Regions from separate parts of the Homo sapiens genome. Here all the other regions are linked to region 2. A link is a contact called in ENCODE Hi-C or POLR2A ChIA-PET data. All regions are on one chromosome and are shown on one strand. Each heading gives the region's core, a stretch centred on a gene start or an enhancer-like site at or near the end of the contact. The rest is flanking DNA. Distances are from core to core; before and after follow the strand shown. Region 1 overlaps LOC107986178 (a long non-coding RNA gene). Region 2 overlaps LOC107986178 (a long non-coding RNA gene). Region 3 overlaps LOC107986178 (a long non-coding RNA gene).

Region 1 (2,902 bases), core at 35-2,534, 83 kb after region 2:
AGGAACAACATAGTCACTAAAAAAAAGCCCACCCTGAAGGAAACTTGGAGAATGGGTTGACCGAAAGTCAAGTAAAGAAAGTGTGGCCAGAAAGAGGGACAGATCTAGCATATAAAGTGCTAATAGATCAAGCCAGATGGACTGAGAATTAGGCCTTAAATAAGCAATATGGAAGGCCTTGGTGAATAAAACAGAAGTAACATTTGTGGATTAGTAGGCAAATATATGTATATGATTGTATATAAATACATTTGTATACATATATATGTATATGAGATACATAGAGAGAGCTCAAGAGAGAACAGGAGGAAAGGATTTGGAGAGAGTAAATGTAGACCATTATTTGAATACTTTAACTGTAAATAGGGGCAAAAACTGGGGTAATAACTGGAGGTTACGATATAAAATCAAGTCAGGGTTTTCTTTAATGGAAAAAGTAATATATAATTTTAATCAGACTTATCCCAAAGAAAGGGGAAATTGATGATGTAGAAAAAGAAAAAGGGACAACTGTTGGTTTCCTTCTTGAGTAGACAAAATAAGACATTAATATTGGATGGTAGAGCACCTGGCTGATTGAACCTGGTCCCAGGAAAATCAAAGTTGAATTATTTAGAGCGCTCACAGGAGATTAATGTAGGTCAATGATAAAAGATGATTCATATATACTTTTGATGTATGCACAGCTATTCATGAATATTTTTTGCTGAGTAAAACTATATATATGCCTTCATTTGCCTAAGAGGATACAAGTAAAATATGCAGATGTATGACTCAATAGCATAAGAGAAACTCTTGGGCTAGGAGGATTTGTTTACGGTTGAAGGAGGTCATCAAATTAGGAAACTTCTTTTATATTTTGAGCTGGAATCTCTTCTTCTTTATCTGTTATCTACTAAGCCCAGTTCTTCTCTATCTGTTACCTACTAAGCCTGGCACATCATAGTGGCACCCTCTGTGTCCTATGACAACTTTCCTGTGCTCTCAACTTTTGCCTACTTCAGGTAAACCATCTCAGTTTTTTCTAACATTATTTATTTTTATTTCTATCCTCTCCTCAATGTCAACCATTGTCCTCTGACTGTGTGTCTGCTTGCCAAAATCACTTTTGATGTGTAATTCTTGGAAGAGACCCCAGGATTCAGGTTTGATCTTACCAGCTTACTTTAACTGTTAACTCTCGTTGTCTTTTTCCTGGTCACCACATTTCTGTTAATGTTGCCTGGCATTTCATTAGTTCTCTTGGTAACGTTTTAGGCTGAAAGCTCATATTACTCATCTTGGAGTAACCGTAATATGTTGGGCCAACATTACCCTAAGGTAACTACATGCATGAGATCACCTAAGACTCTTGAACATCCTGTGGAGTATGTGTAGTTAGTATTACGTTACAAAGTAAAAAACAGACTCAGCAAGCTTATGGATGTGCCCAAACCCTACAGCTCACAGTCAACTGCAACCTGTTAACACAGCATGTCTGTCCTGAAACCTAGCTTTTGCATTGCCCCAGGATGCTTTGAAATCAAATGATTGCAATACAGATATGGATGAGGCAAGAAGAGATACAAAATGTTATGAAACATATGGGGACAAAGCTAATTCCACTTTCCACGATTGCAGTTATTTCAGTAACCCTCAAGGCCAGGAGCCCATCACCTCCCATTGGTGGATGGATGCACCATTTTCTGCAGGATAGTAAGAGCTGGGCTGAACCAGGAAGTAGCCTCCTTGGAGGGCAGTGCTGGATAGTTAGTCACTGCTCTCCCCGAAAGCCGAAAGACAACGCCCTGGTGCCAATGAGGCACCTTCCTGTCCAAGGGTGTGTGTGAGAACCGGAAATCAAGAGCTGCAAGTCACTGCTCATGGGACTAGTTTCGGCCTAAGAGACCTGGTGAAAGCCAGACTTTAAAATGTCACTTTCAGGATGCAGGTTTTTAAATTGGTAGGTGTACTTGATAATATTGTAAGCTGAGTATGTGGGAAAAAATACAGTGTGGTCCACAGAAATGATCACAAGATACCTAAATAGAAGCAATAGGGTCTGCATAGGATTTTAATAGAGCTATCATAATGGAGAAACCTTGTGATTTTGCCTAAAAACAAGCATGAAGCATTTAAAATTTTAAAGTAATAATTACTGTGCCCAACAGACACATGGTAACCATTGCATCCCCAGCCCATCTTCGATCCCCAACCCTTCACTAGCAGCTCTCCTCACTTCCCTCATCTTTTATTCCCCATGTACGTGTAGCTAGGAGTGGAGTGAGGTTTAGGGCAACATTATAAATATCATACCAGGCCAGGCATGGTGGCTCACGCCTGTTTTCCCAGCACTTTGGACTTTGGGAGGCCAAGGCGGGCAGATCATGAGATCAGGAGTTCGAAACCAGCCTGGCCAGCATGGTGAAACCCCATCTCCACTAAAAATACAAAAAAAAAAAAAAAAAAATTAGCCAGGCATCTTGGTATAGTCCCAGCTACTTGGGAGGCTGAGGCAGGAGAATCGCTTGAACCACGGAGGCAGAGGTTGCAGTGAGCCGAGATCCTGCCATTGCCCTCCAGCCCGGGTAACAGAGCAAGATTCTGTCTCAGAAAAATAAATAAATAAATATAAATAAATAAATAAATAAATATCATACTAAATCATTCCTTTTATCAAAATGGCCTAATCAAAATGACGGTAGGACAGTGTTCAGCTCTGAGGTGGACACATGTCAATATAGACCTGTGAGTCAGAGCATTTGGGCGTGGATGGATACCTCAAAAGAATTTCAGGTGCTCAGAGGACAAGCCCAAGAACAAGTCACAGGGCACAGGTCCCCAGAAAAAAAAATTGGGGTGCAAAAGCTACAAGCAAAGTTGCTTAGCAGGGACAGGGTTACCTAGGTCTAAATCCTGTCTG
Region 2 (2,746 bases), core at 98-2,597:
TCTGATAAAATATATGAACAAGTAAAATACATAAAATATATGCTTTTATATGTAATTTGTTTATAAGTAAAAATGTAAATGTTTCTATATAGTTTTATAAATTTATGTAAAATTATATAAGTATACAAATATGTATGTGTGTATATATAGTATGTATATAATATATAGTACAAAATATAAAGATGGTGATAAATGCCAAGCTGATAAATAAATTAGGTAAGGAGAATCAGAAGTACTGGGGGAATAATTTTGAAGAGGTGGCTATGGAACCCTAATAGAGAAAGTAAAATTTGAATAAAGAGACATAGAACTAGTCATGCAGACATCTGAGAAAAGAACATTGCATAGTTATCAGGAACTCCACTCAGCAGAGTGGAAGGCGGGGAATAGAACAGGGAAAAGTCTGGAGAGAGGATGTATGTCTGGATCATCTCTGGCCTTGAGGCCGCTGCAAGGTTGTTGGCTTGCAGTCTGGGGTAAATGGAGAAGCTAGCACATGAGGAGTGAGATGGGACATATTTCATGAGAATTACTCAGATGGGTGTTTTGAGAATACACTGAAAGGGATGTGGGAGCAGACCAGAAGCAGAAAGACAGTGTGGAGCCTCTTGCAGTGTTAAGAGAAGAGGCTGGCATGGACCAGGAGTTGGGAGTGGAGGTGGGAGATTCAGATACATTTTGAAGGAGCCAATAGAATTTGCTTGTGAGCAAGATGTCAGGAGTGAGAGCAAGAGAGGAGTCATAGGAGACTGCAGAGTTTTGTGCCTCTAAGGCAGCTGGAAGTTGCTTAGGCTGGAATGGAGTTGCCAGTCTGAGTTTGGAAAGGCTACAGTAGGAGGACTATGCGTGTGGAGTGGGTAATGGTGTCAAAACCTCAAATTTGAGATGCCCATGGGATATCAAAATTAAGATTAAACGTAGACACTGGATGTGTGCCTTGGATGCTGGGGGGAGAGGTTGAGATAAAAATGCACAGTTTGAAGCCATTGGTGTACACATAGTACTTGAACCCTTAAGTGGTGACAAGAAGGTGGGGTCACCCTTCTTATCTTTCTGCATCCAAGGTGGTTGAGTAACAGCTGCAATGGCAGAAAGGAAATGAGTCCACTTGAAGAACAGGAATTTCTGAACATGACAGGAAGGAGAATGGCCTCAGAGGCAGCCTGCTTCCTGAAAAAGTTTTCTGGACTTCCAAGCAGAACCCAGAGATATTAATAAACAGAAAGGGAAAACAAAATTATGGTAATTTTACTAATGTGAGAAAAATAACATAAATTATTTACTAAATAATTTGGTAACCACAGACTTTCTAAGCAGTGACTCAGAAGGTTCTTGCTGGAAGGTGCACCTTGAAACACCGATACTGGAGTGAATGACAGGCACAGAGGTTCTGATGACTCATCCACTTGTTTCACTTACATGTCCTCTGGAAGCTCTGGGGCCATTCTAATGGCAGTCTTAGTTCTAAGGCAATTTCAAGAGAACAAAAATAAAATTATTTTTTCATTGAAAGCTATATAATGTGTTACAGGTTAACACAGAAATCACATAATATCAAATGTGTGCATAGACCAGGAAGCAAATGTAAATGTTATAAGTAAATGAAAATGCATGAATGTATAGACAAGAATGGTGGAGTTCGTGGCAAATTAGGATACAGTAATTATTCAGTTGACTGCTCTCATGTGGGACCAGAAGTCAAATTTTCTTCAAATTTTCAAGAGCCTAGAAATGTGGGTTTTTATGTGGAAATGCCCAATATTTAAATGTTGGCAACCAGTTTACTTTAGTCAACATCTGTGTACATGAAACAAAGTATGTTTTCTGTCTAATGGTAGCTGATTGGACACAAATTTTCAACCACTGATGGAGGACTTTATTTACCTGTTCTTTTCACAAGCATTTGCTGAGAAGCTGCTGTTATTGGTGGATACAAGTGAAACAAAACTACATATGGCATGATTGATTCCCACCTAGTAGGGAATGTGAACAGCTCTACATATGGTGTCATGCTTTGTGTTTGTAAAGGATAGTTCTGAGGCAAAATGGGAAGAAACAAATACCTCTGCAATGACAAGACTCTAAATACCCCATGAGGAGAGTGACATTTGTAGTAAATCCAGCTTGGGGATGAAAGAGTGTGCAAGATGTTAGAAGTCTGCTGAACTTGTATTTGGTTTATTATAAAGTATACAAATGACTAAACTGTCCTAATCTACTGTTGTTGTGAGAGTGGACTGCTTATCTGCCATTTTTCATTATGATCTATGATCCATGGTAGTCACTAACTACAACTTCTTATTAACAGTTTTACTGAAATATAATTTGCATAGGATACAATTAACTTATTTAAAGTGTATTATTCAACATATTTTAGAATATGTACAGGGCTACACAACAATTACCACAATACAGACAGTCCTCAACTTAGGATTGTTCCACTGATCATTTTTCAACTTTATGATGGGTTTGTCAGGGTATTAAATGTGCTTTTGACTTATGATGGATTTATTGCAATGTAACTCGATCATAAGTCGAGGAACATCTGTATAAATTATAAGACACTTTTCCCCTGTAAAATAAATCTCATATCCATTAACAATCATCTCCCACTTTCTCCTCCCACTCATCCTTAGGTAACCACTAATCTATTTTCTGTCTCTATTGATTTGCCAATTCTGGAATAATAGATGCCACAGAATTTGCCATTCTGTGGAATTCAATTCCACAGAAATGGAATAATATA
Region 3 (2,700 bases), core at 75-2,574, 66 kb after region 2:
AAAATTTATTTTTGTTTACTAATTAATTTGCTGATTTACTTATTTCTTCTTAATAAGGAACACTATGGATAGAGCATGGGTTTTGCTCTTCTAAATCCTGATTGATAGCATGCTTATTTTTATCAGTTAGGAGATGTATGGCCTTGAGCAAATAATTTATACATTTTGGGCCTCAGTTTCTTAAGTCATTTAGAAATGTTGGGCCTCCATTTCTGCCTAAGTAAATTGTGCTCCACATACTGGATTCCAAAGGTACTGAGTAAACAAGTTGAAATAGTGGATTTTAATGTAACCTGAAAACTCTGAAGTCCTAAAAAAAGTTTGTGTTTTAATAAGTGCATCATACAATTATTTTAAAAGAGCACAGATAGATTCCAGGGTGAACTACCGACCATGATAATGAGCACTCGTAGAAAATTGTAAATACAGGAATACACCTTTTCTTCAAAAAAGGAATTTAGAAAATGTTAGCTAATGCAGAGTCTATTAAGATTTTGCTGTTGTTGTAAGTTGGGATGGTGGAAATATTAGACACAAGATAGAAAGTATGTGGTCAAACTGTGTGTATTTTGGAGGCATATCTACATAGGAATGTTTGGGAAGGGTGAAAAGGAAAGTGAAAATTGATGGCAGAGATTAGAGGGCACTTAGAATCCTAATGAATAAGCCTACTTCTGGAGGTTCATTTCATTGTCAAAAAGCATAATATTATAATTAACGAAGTTTCTGCTGTGGTATCACAAAGAAATATCAAAGCTTCCTTTTACAATGGTGGAGGAATAAAAAGGAGTCAGTTTCTCTTCATTTTCCTGAAAGTGCTAAATGATTGTCATTTATCTTGGACATCAAGAATACTTGCTTGGAGTCCTGCTTCACAATTATTTGGCTATCTCAGCTTTTCCCAGGGATTTTGCTCTGGGAAGCTAAAGACCTAAAATTTGGTTCAGAGAGGCCATGGTGGAAAAAAAACCACAAGATGCTCTGATGCCCCTCTAGATAGAAGTTAAACTTCAAGAAAAAACTGCTCTGCTCAGTTCAGGAAAGCTTCATAGGGACCAAGGGAGTGTGGCATCCTTTAGATCTCATACTTTATAATTCATTCTAGGAAATAGGAGTCATTTTTCTCATGCATTATCCACAACCTCTTTCCTTCTTCTTTTTTGTTTACTGCTATCATTATTCATCGGATAAACACATCCATGTCTCTGAGGTCTAGACTCATGAACTCTGGAGGTCAAGCACCTGCTCTGTTCATCCTTTTGGATGAGAAACATTTACATGCAACGGGGCATTGCTTGGCTGGAGAAACAACTCTTCCGACTCAGCTAACCTGTATTTCTGGAAAAATCAGTGAGTCTACTAGATTCCGTAAAATGCCATTCCTGCTGACTCACTCCCTGCACTGGGCCAGTCTGTTCACCTCCGGTGAGTCTGAACATAGTTTTCTCATCTGTGACATTACAAAATGCAGATGGCTGCCTCTCAAAGTCCCCTGGCTTCTAAACTTCTCTGGATACAATGCCCATAAAGGAGGTTTCTACCATTACTTTTTTACTTCTCTACTTCTCTATTATTTTCCAAGACTTCTAGGACTTGAATAGATGCTTTGAACTCTACCTTGTGTGTTTCCTGAGCAATCTTCCTGTCCCTTTGCTGCAGCAACCATCTCCAAATGCCTTTCACCTAACCTGCTCTGAGCAGTTCCTCTCCATAGACTAATTAATCAGTCTTAACTTGTAACCTCAGGGTCCATTAAGAGAGTCTTTTATCACCCCCTCTTTTTATAAATATAGACACTGAGACCTAAAGATAGGTTGTCTTTTTCTTCAAAACACTTATATGAGGTAATTGAATCATTTATGTTTCTTTAATATGCATCTTTCTCCTGGAAAGATAAATATTACTGTCCGCGAGGACAGTGCCATACTTGTTTTTTTCCACTATCATCTCCACGTCCAGGCTTTACAAGGTTCTCCCCATAATAGATATTTTTTAAATCAATCATTGACTTGGGTACTTGAGTGAAGACTGTTAGGCCTGAGTTTTACAGTAAACGATGTCCTCAAATTTAGACTCTTGTTAATGTCTCCAAATGAAATTATATATGCACTAATACATAAAGTTACAGAATTGAGGGTGGGGGAAACTTTCTCATAGAAGTTTGTAGTTATGACCCATTTTCTGACAACTCCTGCTGTAGTGACCTAGCAAATTGTTTTATAAACCTCATCTTGAAATAATTATTATAGTATTATCTTCCTTGGTAAAATGAGTCATTATTAAATGAAAATATTTTTGAGCATCTGTCTATTTTTCATACATCAAAATTATCCAAAAATTAAGGAGGGTTGGATGTCTTTCAACCTCAGAGAGACTCTATTTATAAGTGAATAAATGAATGAAGTAACTGGATCTAACTCAGAGCTAAGCCTCATCCCTGGCTCTCCTGCCCCCTAATCCAGATCCTCGGTGTCTCGTGGGCATGCCACACACTCATTTCTGAGCCTGGGTGCCTGTTTCCATCTGCACGACTGCCTCCTCCACCCTTCTTAACTTGGCTAACTTCCCAGTCGTTCTGCAGGCCTCAACTGAGCAGTAACGTTTTCCAGAAACCCCTCCCTGATGCGTTTTTCCTTTATGCTGATTTACGTGTTTTTTACTTGTCTGTTTGCTCACCCCTTTATCCCTAAACCTAGTCCA

What was found. A loop is a pair of places that touch in the nucleus more often than their neighbours do. ChIA-PET counts read pairs that join two places held with the same protein, here RNA polymerase II (POLR2A). Pooled maps may share reads with other maps.
Region 1: a map of PC-9 shows a loop between it and region 2 (10-fold over the local background). The contact joins two enhancer-like sites. A Hi-C loop is called at or near these places in 7 of 168 maps with a recorded cell type or tissue (Calu3, HCT116, PC-3 and 3 more) and 2 of 50 pooled maps. POLR2A ChIA-PET finds 5 or more read pairs at or near these places in 3 of 52 experiments (HCT116, activated naive CD4-positive, alpha-beta T cell and endothelial cell of umbilical vein).
Region 3: a map of HCT116 shows a loop between it and region 2 (2.5-fold over the local background). The contact joins two enhancer-like sites. A Hi-C loop is called at or near these places in 7 of 168 maps with a recorded cell type or tissue (Calu3, HCT116, PC-3 and 3 more) and 2 of 50 pooled maps. POLR2A ChIA-PET finds 5 or more read pairs at or near these places in 3 of 52 experiments (AG04450, HCT116 and activated naive CD4-positive, alpha-beta T cell).

What each region holds. Positions count from the first base shown.
Region 1 is chr4:11,630,892-11,633,793 of GRCh38, forward strand. The region is part of intron 2 of LOC107986178 (a long non-coding RNA gene); the gene reads left to right. Among named protein-coding and RNA genes, the nearest start is that of LINC02360, 140 kb to the right of the region's middle. RefSeq lists an enhancer at 1,172-2,371. Within about 2 kb of position 1,285, at least 4 of the 41 ENCODE cell types and tissues checked have a DNase peak (open chromatin) inside an H3K27ac peak, as active enhancers do; they include HCT116, PC-3, PC-9 and 1 more, where a contact is called at or near this core.
Region 2 is chr4:11,547,629-11,550,374 of GRCh38, forward strand. The region is part of intron 1 of LOC107986178 (a long non-coding RNA gene); the gene reads left to right. Among named protein-coding and RNA genes, the nearest start is that of HS3ST1, 120 kb to the left of the region's middle. Within about 2 kb of position 1,348, at least 5 of the 41 ENCODE cell types and tissues checked have a DNase peak (open chromatin) inside an H3K27ac peak, as active enhancers do; they include HCT116, PC-3, PC-9 and 1 more, where a contact is called at or near this core.
Region 3 is chr4:11,613,252-11,615,951 of GRCh38, forward strand. All of the region lies in intron 2 of LOC107986178 (a long non-coding RNA gene), which reads left to right. Among named protein-coding and RNA genes, the nearest start is that of LINC02360, 150 kb to the right of the region's middle. Within about 2 kb of position 1,325, at least 5 of the 41 ENCODE cell types and tissues checked have a DNase peak (open chromatin) inside an H3K27ac peak, as active enhancers do; they include HCT116, PC-3, PC-9 and 1 more, where a contact is called at or near this core.